Regions from separate parts of the Mus musculus genome. Here regions 1 and 2 are each linked to region 3. The links are chromatin contacts, found by POLR2A ChIA-PET in ENCODE. All regions are on one chromosome and are shown on one strand. The core of a region is the stretch at or near the end of the contact, and the rest is flanking DNA. Distances in the headings are between cores, read along the strand shown. Region 1 holds the start of Ube2s (ubiquitin-conjugating enzyme E2S). Region 2 holds the start of Rpl28 (ribosomal protein L28). Region 3 holds the start of Ppp1r12c (protein phosphatase 1, regulatory subunit 12C).

Evidence for each region. ChIA-PET counts read pairs that join two places held with the same protein, here RNA polymerase II (POLR2A).
Region 1: POLR2A ChIA-PET joins it to region 3 with 15 read pairs in Patski. The contact joins the promoter of Ube2s here to the promoter of Ppp1r12c in region 3. POLR2A ChIA-PET finds 5 or more read pairs at or near these places in 3 of 5 experiments (Patski and embryonic stem cell).
Region 2: POLR2A ChIA-PET joins it to region 3 with 12 read pairs in Patski. The contact joins the promoter of Rpl28 here to the promoter of Ppp1r12c in region 3. POLR2A ChIA-PET finds 5 or more read pairs at or near these places in 3 of 5 experiments (Patski and embryonic stem cell).

Annotation. Positions count from the first base shown.
Region 1 is chr7:4,811,029-4,813,728 of GRCm38, forward strand. Ube2s (ubiquitin-conjugating enzyme E2S) reads right to left here and starts at 1,312. Exons shown (of 4, transcript NM_133777.2): 1 at 1,135-1,312; 2 at 381-528. The coding sequence starts at 1,137.
Region 2 is chr7:4,791,628-4,794,626 of GRCm38, forward strand. Rpl28 (ribosomal protein L28) reads left to right here and starts at 1,338. Exons shown (of 5, transcript NM_009081.2): 1 at 1,338-1,371; 2 at 1,694-1,782; 3 at 1,876-1,999; 4 at 2,437-2,555; 5 at 2,791-2,920. The coding sequence starts at 1,702. The coding sequence ends at 2,880.
Region 3 is chr7:4,499,875-4,502,934 of GRCm38, forward strand. Ppp1r12c (protein phosphatase 1, regulatory subunit 12C) reads right to left here and starts at 1,806. Exons shown (of 22, transcript NM_029834.3): 1 at 1,392-1,806. The coding sequence starts at 1,724.

The sequences.
Region 1 (2,700 bases), core at 62-2,561, 310 kb after region 3:
GATTGATTAGTGTTTCAGATCCCCTGGCATACATTTTTTTTTTTTCTCTTCAAGACAGGGTTTCTCTGTGTAGCCCTGACTGTCCTGGAACTCACTCTGTAGACCAGGTTGGCCTCGAACTCAGAAATTCGCCTGTCTCTGCCTCCCGAGTGCTGGGATTAAAGGCGTGCACCACCACGCCCAGCTACACTTTCTATTTCTGCTTCACTTATATGCATCCTCACGTCTCTGGAAAGTAACACTTGACAGCCTTAATGCAAGCCTAAGCAAAAGGCCACATTTTGTCATAAGCACCTGAGAGGCTGAATCCTATTTGTCCCACAGCCACAAGACAGAAGAAATCTGGTCAAGTGGCCCCTCCCTTCCGTGCTCACACTCACCAGGGCCCTCGATGGTAACCTGCAGGTCTGTGAGATCCTCCTCATTGGGGAAGACTTTAATGCCATCAGGTGGGTCTGCCGTCAGTGTTGTCACCTCCTTGTACACTAGGCGGATGATGTGGGGCGGCAGATTCTCCACATTGGAGTTCTAGGCACGGAGGGAAAAGGAGAGTGAGCAGCCTGAAATAGCTAGGATTAAGGTGGGTGGATACCAGAATCCAGACTTTAGAGGTCCGAGGTTGTCAATCACTGCCTGTCAACTGGACCTAAGATGCTTCTGGCTTTTGCCCCATGGCTGACCGGGACGGTGTCTCAGAAAAAGCTTCTACGTGGCTCAGCGTACCCGAACCTACCCAAAGCGCTCGTTAAGACGCGCATGGGTCCACTACTGGTTCCAGGTGGGCCTGAGGCCTAGCCGGAGCCCTTCCCCTACTTAGGCTTGAAACAACCCCATCAACCGCCGCCCCCCCACACACACCAAAAAGAAAAAGGCTGGACGAAATGGCGGCGGGATGTCTTGCTCCTTAAAACACCCATGGGCGGGCCGCAAGGCGCCCAAAGCCCTCCCCAAGGTTCCGAGGGCTGCCTGGGCTCCCGCACCGTTTGTTGAAAGGCCCTGGGGCCGACTCCTGGCTCCGGACGTTCAGCCATGCCACCAAAGCACTCAGAAGCTGGCCAGAAAACACTTGGGACGCCGCAGTCGCCTCCTCTGCCCGAGTCCCCAACGGCCCCTCGGGCCTCCCGCGTCACTCACCATGACTTCAGCCGGCCGGGGGCGGGTCCCCCCGGCCCCCTTCCTGCACTCCTCGGACCGCCGGCCGGGGCGGGGGGCCCAACTGCCGGCCGCTGTGGCCCTAGCGAGGCCCCCGAGGCCCCACTCCGCTCCCACTAATTCCGACGTCCGCTACGAAACGCTCACAACGTTACGTCTGCTCCTCGGTAGAACCGGCCGCGCGCCCAACACCGCACTTTTATAGCTACTCGCAGGCCCCGCCCCCTCACGGCACGTCTCGACCGCGTACGTCAACGCGCACGTTGCTGGGCGGTCAACGCTCTTTTCTCTGTTCTTGTCAGAATAGTAGCAGAAGTTCGAACCCAGTTTGTGAGGAGTGCTATCACAATGAGGGCTCACGCCGGCTGAGGAGTTGACCTGGGAGAACCAAGCGGCTAAAAACCTAGAGCAGAGAGAAAGGGGGCGCCCGCCGAGGCGACGTGGCCGCTGATTGGACCGTTTGAATGAGACGCCGCCACGACTTGGGGTGCGCGCGCGCGCTCCGGCCTGGAGAAAGACGCGCACGCGACTAACGGTTAGGCAGGGGAAGGGGCGGAGCGAGGGAAGACAGGACTGGAGGGGTTAAAGGGATGACGGAAGGGGCCTTGACCAATAAACAGGGGCGGTCGTGATCTGGACTTGTGGGGCAGGTAGGAATTGAAAGCTACTAATGGGAAGCCAGCTCAGTGTGATAGACTCCAACCTCGACCAATGAAATGTCTCAATTTCTTTTGTGTATGCAAATGTTACGCTGGGAGTCTGGCGACCTCACCTGGAAGCCATGGAAGGGCGGAAGTGTGGACATAATTTGTCTATGGGGCTCCATTTTGTTCTGCGCTCCTGTTATGTGTTAGGAAGCCCTCAAAATCAGGTTGGTTGACTCCGAGGGCTTGGACTTCCTGATCCTCTAGAGTATGACTTGTGACTTTTGCCACCATTGTTTCTGTAGGGGTGCCAGAGGAAGAAGTCAGGGAAGTCTCACGTCCTTATTGAGAGCTTTGTGACTGACCTCCAGACCCCATAGACTTCTGTTAACTTTTTGAGAGACAGAATTTCATTACTGGCCTGGAACTCCTTTTTCCCCCGGGGTCGGGGGTTGTTGTTTTGGCTTTTCTTTTTTTAGATTTATTTATTGTTTTATGTAAGTACACTGTAGCTGTTTTCAGATGGTTGTGAACCACCATGTGGTTGCTGGGATTTGAATTCAGGGCCTTCGGAAGAGCAGTCGATGATCTTAACCGCTGAGCCATCTCTTCAGCCCTTGTTTTGGCTTTTCAAGCCAGGGTTTTTCTGTGCAGGCCTGGCTGACCTTCCTGAAACTCGAGCTATAGACCAGGCTGGCCTGAACTCACAGAGATCACCTGCCTCTACTTCCTGAATACTGAGATTAAAAGTGTATGCCACCATACCCTGGCCTCGTTCCTTTTATATCCATCCTCTAGCCTATGGGATAGTGCTGCCCACATTTAGGTCATCTCTTCCCTCACCCATAATTAACCTCCTGGTCCTGTCCTTACATATACTCCCAGAGGCTCTTACTAACCATGA
Region 2 (2,999 bases), core at 88-2,587, 290 kb after region 3:
TCATTGGGCACTGGTGTTTGTGTGGGACACGGTCAAGAAGAGTAATGGAACCATCTGCCATCTGAAGACTTCACGCCAGAGCAAATCTTTAAAATAGTTCATGCATCCATTTAAACAACAAGTCTTGAGGACTCAGTGATTAAGAGCACTTGCTGCTCTCGCAGAGCACCTGGGTTTGGTTACCAGCTCATATGAGGCAGCTCACAGCTGCCTGAAACTCTAGTTTCTCAGGATCAACGGTTTCTTTTGGACTTTGCATTTTACATGTTAACACAACACCCACATACATCATAATTAAAATTAATAAATCTGAAGCCAGGCGTGATGGCGCACGCCTTTAATCCCAGCGCTCGGGAGGCAGAGGCAGGAGGATTTCTGAGTTGGAGGCCAGCCTGGTCTACAAAATGAGTTCAGGGAGAGCCAGGGCTACACAGAGAAACCCTGTCTCAAAAAAACAAAAACAAAACAAAACAAAACAAAACAAAAAAACAAAACAAAAAGGAGTTGCAGAGATGACTTAGTGGTTAAGAGTTTTGGCTGCTCTTCCAGAGGACCCAGGTTCTATTCCCAGCACCCACATGGTGGCTCAAAAACTGTCTAATTGAATCCAGGCACCAGGCAGGCACATAGCATTCATATATATATCCAGGCTTAAAAAGAAAGGAAATTAAGAAATTAAGAAAGCCCTCATACATATTACAAAAAAAAAAAAAAAAATAAGTTGGGACTGGAGAGAGAGACGGCTCAGAGCACTGGCTGCTCTTCCAGACAACAGTGGTTCAATTCTCAGTAGGCACTATCTGTAACTTTAGTTTCAGAGTATCCAACAAAGGCGTGCGCCACCACGCCCGGGAAAAATAAATAAATCTTAAAATCAATTAAGCTCCACTTAATGTGAGATCTGGAATCCTCAATATTTGCATCCACAGGCTGAGGCTGGAGGATCCCACCTCGAAATCTACTAGACAAGGGCGCAAAACCGTTTTTTTTTTTCAAAATATGTATTAGTGCCCACCATGCGCTAAGTGCAGACTGAACAGATCAGGGTGATGCGATGGGAACATAGCTCTAGGAACTCTCTCTGCTTTTGGATCCTCACGAAAACCGAGTCACCGAGTTCCGAAAACTTCCTACCCCACCCCGGCGCCTCATCACGGTACGCACCGCGAGAACTCGCCGGGACCTTCAGACGAAGAGCTCCGAAGGTTCCCGAGTCAAAAAGACTCGGAGGCGGAACCCAAGGCCCAGAGGAAGCTGGGTAGCCGAGTTCAGGCGCGCCACGGGAGGAAGCGGAAATGCGTTGCCATTTTAAAGGTGTCGTCCCGCCTCTCGTGTCTCTCTTTCCGTCTCCGGCCGCCATAGGGAGAGGAGGTGAGTGTGAGGCCTCTGTCCGTCCCGCGTGGCCGCCATCTCGCTCCCACGGCCTCGGTCTCCTGCCTGGGCTTTCTCTCCTTGTACCCAAGCACCATTCGCTGCCCTCATTCCCCACCGGAAGTGGGGCCTCAGCGTCCCTTCCCCCTTCTAAGTCTCCGCGGTGTTAGCTCGGCCTGCCTCCTTTGCTCACCCTTTCCTCGGCCGTGTAAAGCTCTTGCTCGCTTTTTCCCAACGGTGCTGCCGCTTACCCAGCCGCCTGTCCACGGCCTGCTTCTTTCTGACATCTTTCACACCCCCCCCCCCCCCGGCTTCTCCCCAGCCGCCGCCATGTCCGCGCATCTGCAGTGGATGGTCGTCCGGAACTGCTCCAGTTTCTTGATCAAGAGGAATAAGCAGACGTACAGCACGGTGAGTCGGGCCCGCGTGTGAGGGGCACTGTGGCTCTTTTGCGTATCGGAGCCTCCGGGCCTTAACTTAACATCGTGTACACCTATTCCCCAGGAGCCAAATAATCTGAAAGCCCGAAACTCCTTCCGCTACAACGGGCTAATTCACCGCAAGACCGTCGGAGTGGAGCCGGCCGCCGATGGCAAAGGGGTCGTGGTAGTTATGAAACGCAGATCCGGTGAGCCTTTGCACACGATAGCGCTCCCTTTTTCCAGGGTCCAGAACTGCCCTTCCTCTGACTTCCCGGCTGTGTAAGGTGATCTTTAAATTAAGAAGTGTAGAGAGAAACTTAAGTACAGTTTCTCTATGTAGACCTCAATGTCCTGGAACTCTACATCAGGTTGGTCTAGAACTCAGAGATCCACCTGCCTCTGCTTCCTGAGTGCTTGGATTAAGTGCATGCGCTATGTCCCTCCTGTATCTGGGAGGTTCCTAAAGAGGGATGGGATTTTCCCGGGCTTTAAGACTTACCTGTGACAGTCACCTAAGGGATGTACTGAATGGGCTGGAGGGAAGATGGGGTGAGCATGGTCTTCAGAGAGGCTCTGTGTTCCATCAGGCAGATGCTCTGAAGGGCTCATGCAGATGGACTGATTCCTAGGCTTTCCTTACCAGGTCAGCGAAAACCTGCCACTTCTTATGTGAGGACCACCATCAACAAGAATGCTCGGGCTACCCTCAGCAGCATCAGACACATGATCCGAAAGAACAAGTACCGCCCTGATCTGCGTATGGTGAGTAATGGATGGGTACTTAAGGCAGGGGGGCAGCTGGTACTAAACCTGAGGGGCTGCATGCAGGCCTGGGTGCTTGGCTCTGCCTAGCTGGAGCTAGACTCGGGACTTTTGATCACTCACACACACACACACACACACACACACCCTGCCTCCCCGGAGTCCTAGGAAACAAGCAGCAGTAAATGGGAGTGTCTTTTGAGTTTGTGAGCTAAGTTCCTTGTCCTGTCCTCAGGCGGCCATCCGCAGGGCCAGTGCCATCCTTCGAAGCCAGAAGCCTGTGGTGGTGAAGAGGAAACGGACCCGCCCCACCAAGAGCTCCTGAGCCCCACACGCCCGAAGCAATAAAGAGTCCACTGACTTCCATTAGGCCTCCAAAATGTTTTGTGCTCATTGAGCTGTGGCTCTGCGCTGTCTTTAGTTGTGCTATCAAAGCTATTAGAA
Region 3 (3,060 bases), core at 556-3,055:
GCTCTGTTTCCCATCTCCACAGGCAGCAGGCGTCCCTTCCAGGATCCCCTCTGTTCCCACCAGTAACTGAACTACGGGATCCTAGCAAGAAGAGAGGACAACCCAGGAGATGGAAGTTGCCATGAAAGAAGCTGCCCACCAGAAGACTGACATTGGACCAACACTGAGACCAGGAGGGAGAACTGGGATGTAGGCTCTTGTGTGACTTATCTTGTTCTCGGTCATCCTAACTGAATAAAAGCATCCTGAATCCAGAAGAACCCAAGCAACAACACAAGATGGTCCTGACTCTCGGGCACAGAGCACTGGAAAAAAATAATGTGTGGAATAGGTTCTAGAATCCTGGGAGGTGATAGGGTGGAAATCTAGGAGAGAGGGCACACTTTTTGAAGAAGGACGTTGGTTGCCTAAATAAAGTCTAGGAGATGAACCAACAATAGGTGAAGTGGCCATGTAATTCCAGAAATAAGAAGGGCAGAGAAGGGCCTGGCATGGTGGCGCACGCCTTTAATCCCTGCACTGGGGAGGCAGAGGCAGAGGCAGAGGCAGGCGGATTTCTTAGTTGGAGGCCAGTCTGGTCTACAGTGAGTTCCCAGCCAGGGCTATACAGAGAAACCCTGTCTCGAAAAAAAGAAGAAGAAGGAGGAGGAGGAGGAGGAGGAGGGCAGAGACATAAGGACCTGCATTTGAGGATGGCCTGGGCTACATAGCAAGACCTTGTCTAAAGGAAAAACAACAAAACAAAAGGAAAAGTGGTCCAGCTCCTCGAAGAGCAAATGCCTACAAGTTTCCAGGAAGGCAAACAATGTAAACAGAGAAAGAGAGTTGAGGAGAAACTTCTATAAGAGGTGACAAGCTCCCCAAATTGGGGGGGGGGGGGATGAATTGATAATGTAATTAAGGACATGGGATTGTAGGTAAGAGAAAAGATTAAAAAAAAAAAAAAAAGCAAAGGATGACGCGACAGAGGAAATGCCTTTTCAAGGAAACAACGTGGTACACTGTCCTGAGGCCACAACGTACAGCACAAGTCACGGGAAGAAGAGGAAGGCACAAACAGGATGGACCTTCAAAGAAGTGACACTGAAGGACCTGGGCCTAAAGAGGGTCAAGTCAGAGTGCAGGAGAACGAAACCACAGGCCTGGGTCAGGAAAGACTTCAGCACAGTCAAACAAGTACCAGCTAGGAAAGGAGGAACCCGGCCAGCATAGGCACGGAAGTAAGCGATGCTGCAAAAAATGCACGGGAGAGAGATGACAGCACGAATGACAGAGAAGAGGCGGCCACAGAGCAGGCGGGATCCTCAGCGATGGCACAGTCGAGGGGAGGTGGATCAGGGCCGAGGAGGGAGGATGCCCGAGTGGCGAAGACGCGGGGCGGGGGCGCTGACCTGGTGCAGGGCGCTGATGCCATCCGCGTTGGTGGAGTCGAGCACGGCACGGGCAGGCGGAGGGACGGCGGGGTCGGACGCAGCGCCGGAGCCGGGACCGGGATCCGCTGCGCGCAGCATCAGGCGAGCCTCGTCCAGATCGCCCCCCGCGCAGGCCGCCAGGAACTCAGCGGCGCGCTCGAAGCGGACCGTGCGGGCTCGCCGCTCCCCGGGGCCCGGGTCGGCGCCCGCCCGAGCCCCCCACTGCCGCAGCTGCTCCTGCCGCCGCTCACGGGCGGCCGCAGCAGCCGCCGCCGCCCCCGGGCCCGCTGCCGGACCATCCTCGCCGGACATCGCGCCGGCCGCTCGCCCGCCTACTAAGCGAGCGAGCGAGCACCGGGCGACGAACAGCCGCCACCCGCCCGCCCCGGGGGCCGCCGGGAACCGCCGCGCGACAAGCACCGCCCAGAAGCTCGCCCAGCCCCCGCTCGGTATATTGACGTCACGGCGCCGACCCAAAGCCCTCTGGGTAACCGAGTCCCGCCTGAGACTTGCGTAGCTATCGCTGGGGGCAAGGGCCTAAAAAGAAGCCCCTCGTAGCGAGCTGGGAAGTGGAGTTTCTCCCCATTGAGGAGCCTTGCATAACTTGAGCAGATAGGTTAGAGAATGAGGCAGCCGGCAGGCCGGCAGAAGTGCTGGGAAATGGGTTCTACAAGCGGAAGTCTTCGCTAGACTCGCTATATATCCTGAGGCACGTTTAGAAATCCGGAGCTGGAAGGGGTCGAACGAAAAACTCAAAAGGCACGCCCTCAATCCCAGCACTTGGGAGGCAGTGAGTTCGAGGCCAGTCTGGTCTGATCCTGGTCCTGAGTTCCAGGACAGCCAGAGCTACACAGAGAAACCCTCTCTCGAAAAAACAAGCAAAAAGAGAACTGCCTAAAGGAGGACATGTCCCTAGGGAGTGCTGGGAATCTGGGTAGAGCGGCCGGACAGGCTACTGGGGCATGCTGGGAAATGTAGTGTACTTTGTAAAGTGACTACCCCAAGGCGCATGGGAAATGATAGCGGATAGCGGATCCTGAGAGATAGAAATAAATTTTGCATACTTTTTACGATTTGTTTTGAGATAGGATGGCGCTCGAACTCATTAATAATGCCCTTGAACTTCTGATCTTCCTGTCTCCATCTCCTAATTGCTGGGATTACAGGAGTCTGTTTGTTTGTGTGTGTGTGTGTGTGGGGGGGGGGTTATTTTTGTTTTGAGACAGGGTCTCAGTATGTAGCCCTGCCTGGTTTGAAGCTCACTATGCAGACAGAATGGCCTCGAACTCACAAAACTCCGCCTCCTCCTGCCTCTGGAGTGATGAAATTAAAGGAGTGCCACCATGCCGTACTTGTTTTGGTTTTGAATCTGTCCCTCTCCCATCGGCTATAAGTAAACTCGATTTGTTTTCTTTGAGACCCTCTTAGTCCTAATGACTAGAACTAAGCCTGAGAGTAGGCAATAAAAAATATTTCGAATGAATGAATGAATGGGCTCCCTAAGGCATCAGGTAGACCAAGGGCCGACGGGAAATTGAGTTCTCAAACAAGATTAAAGCTTGTCACCGCCAAACTCATCTTTTAACATGGCGATAAAGTTCCCGAGCAAAGTTCAAGGAAATCAGATAACATAGGGCAAGCTGGGAAA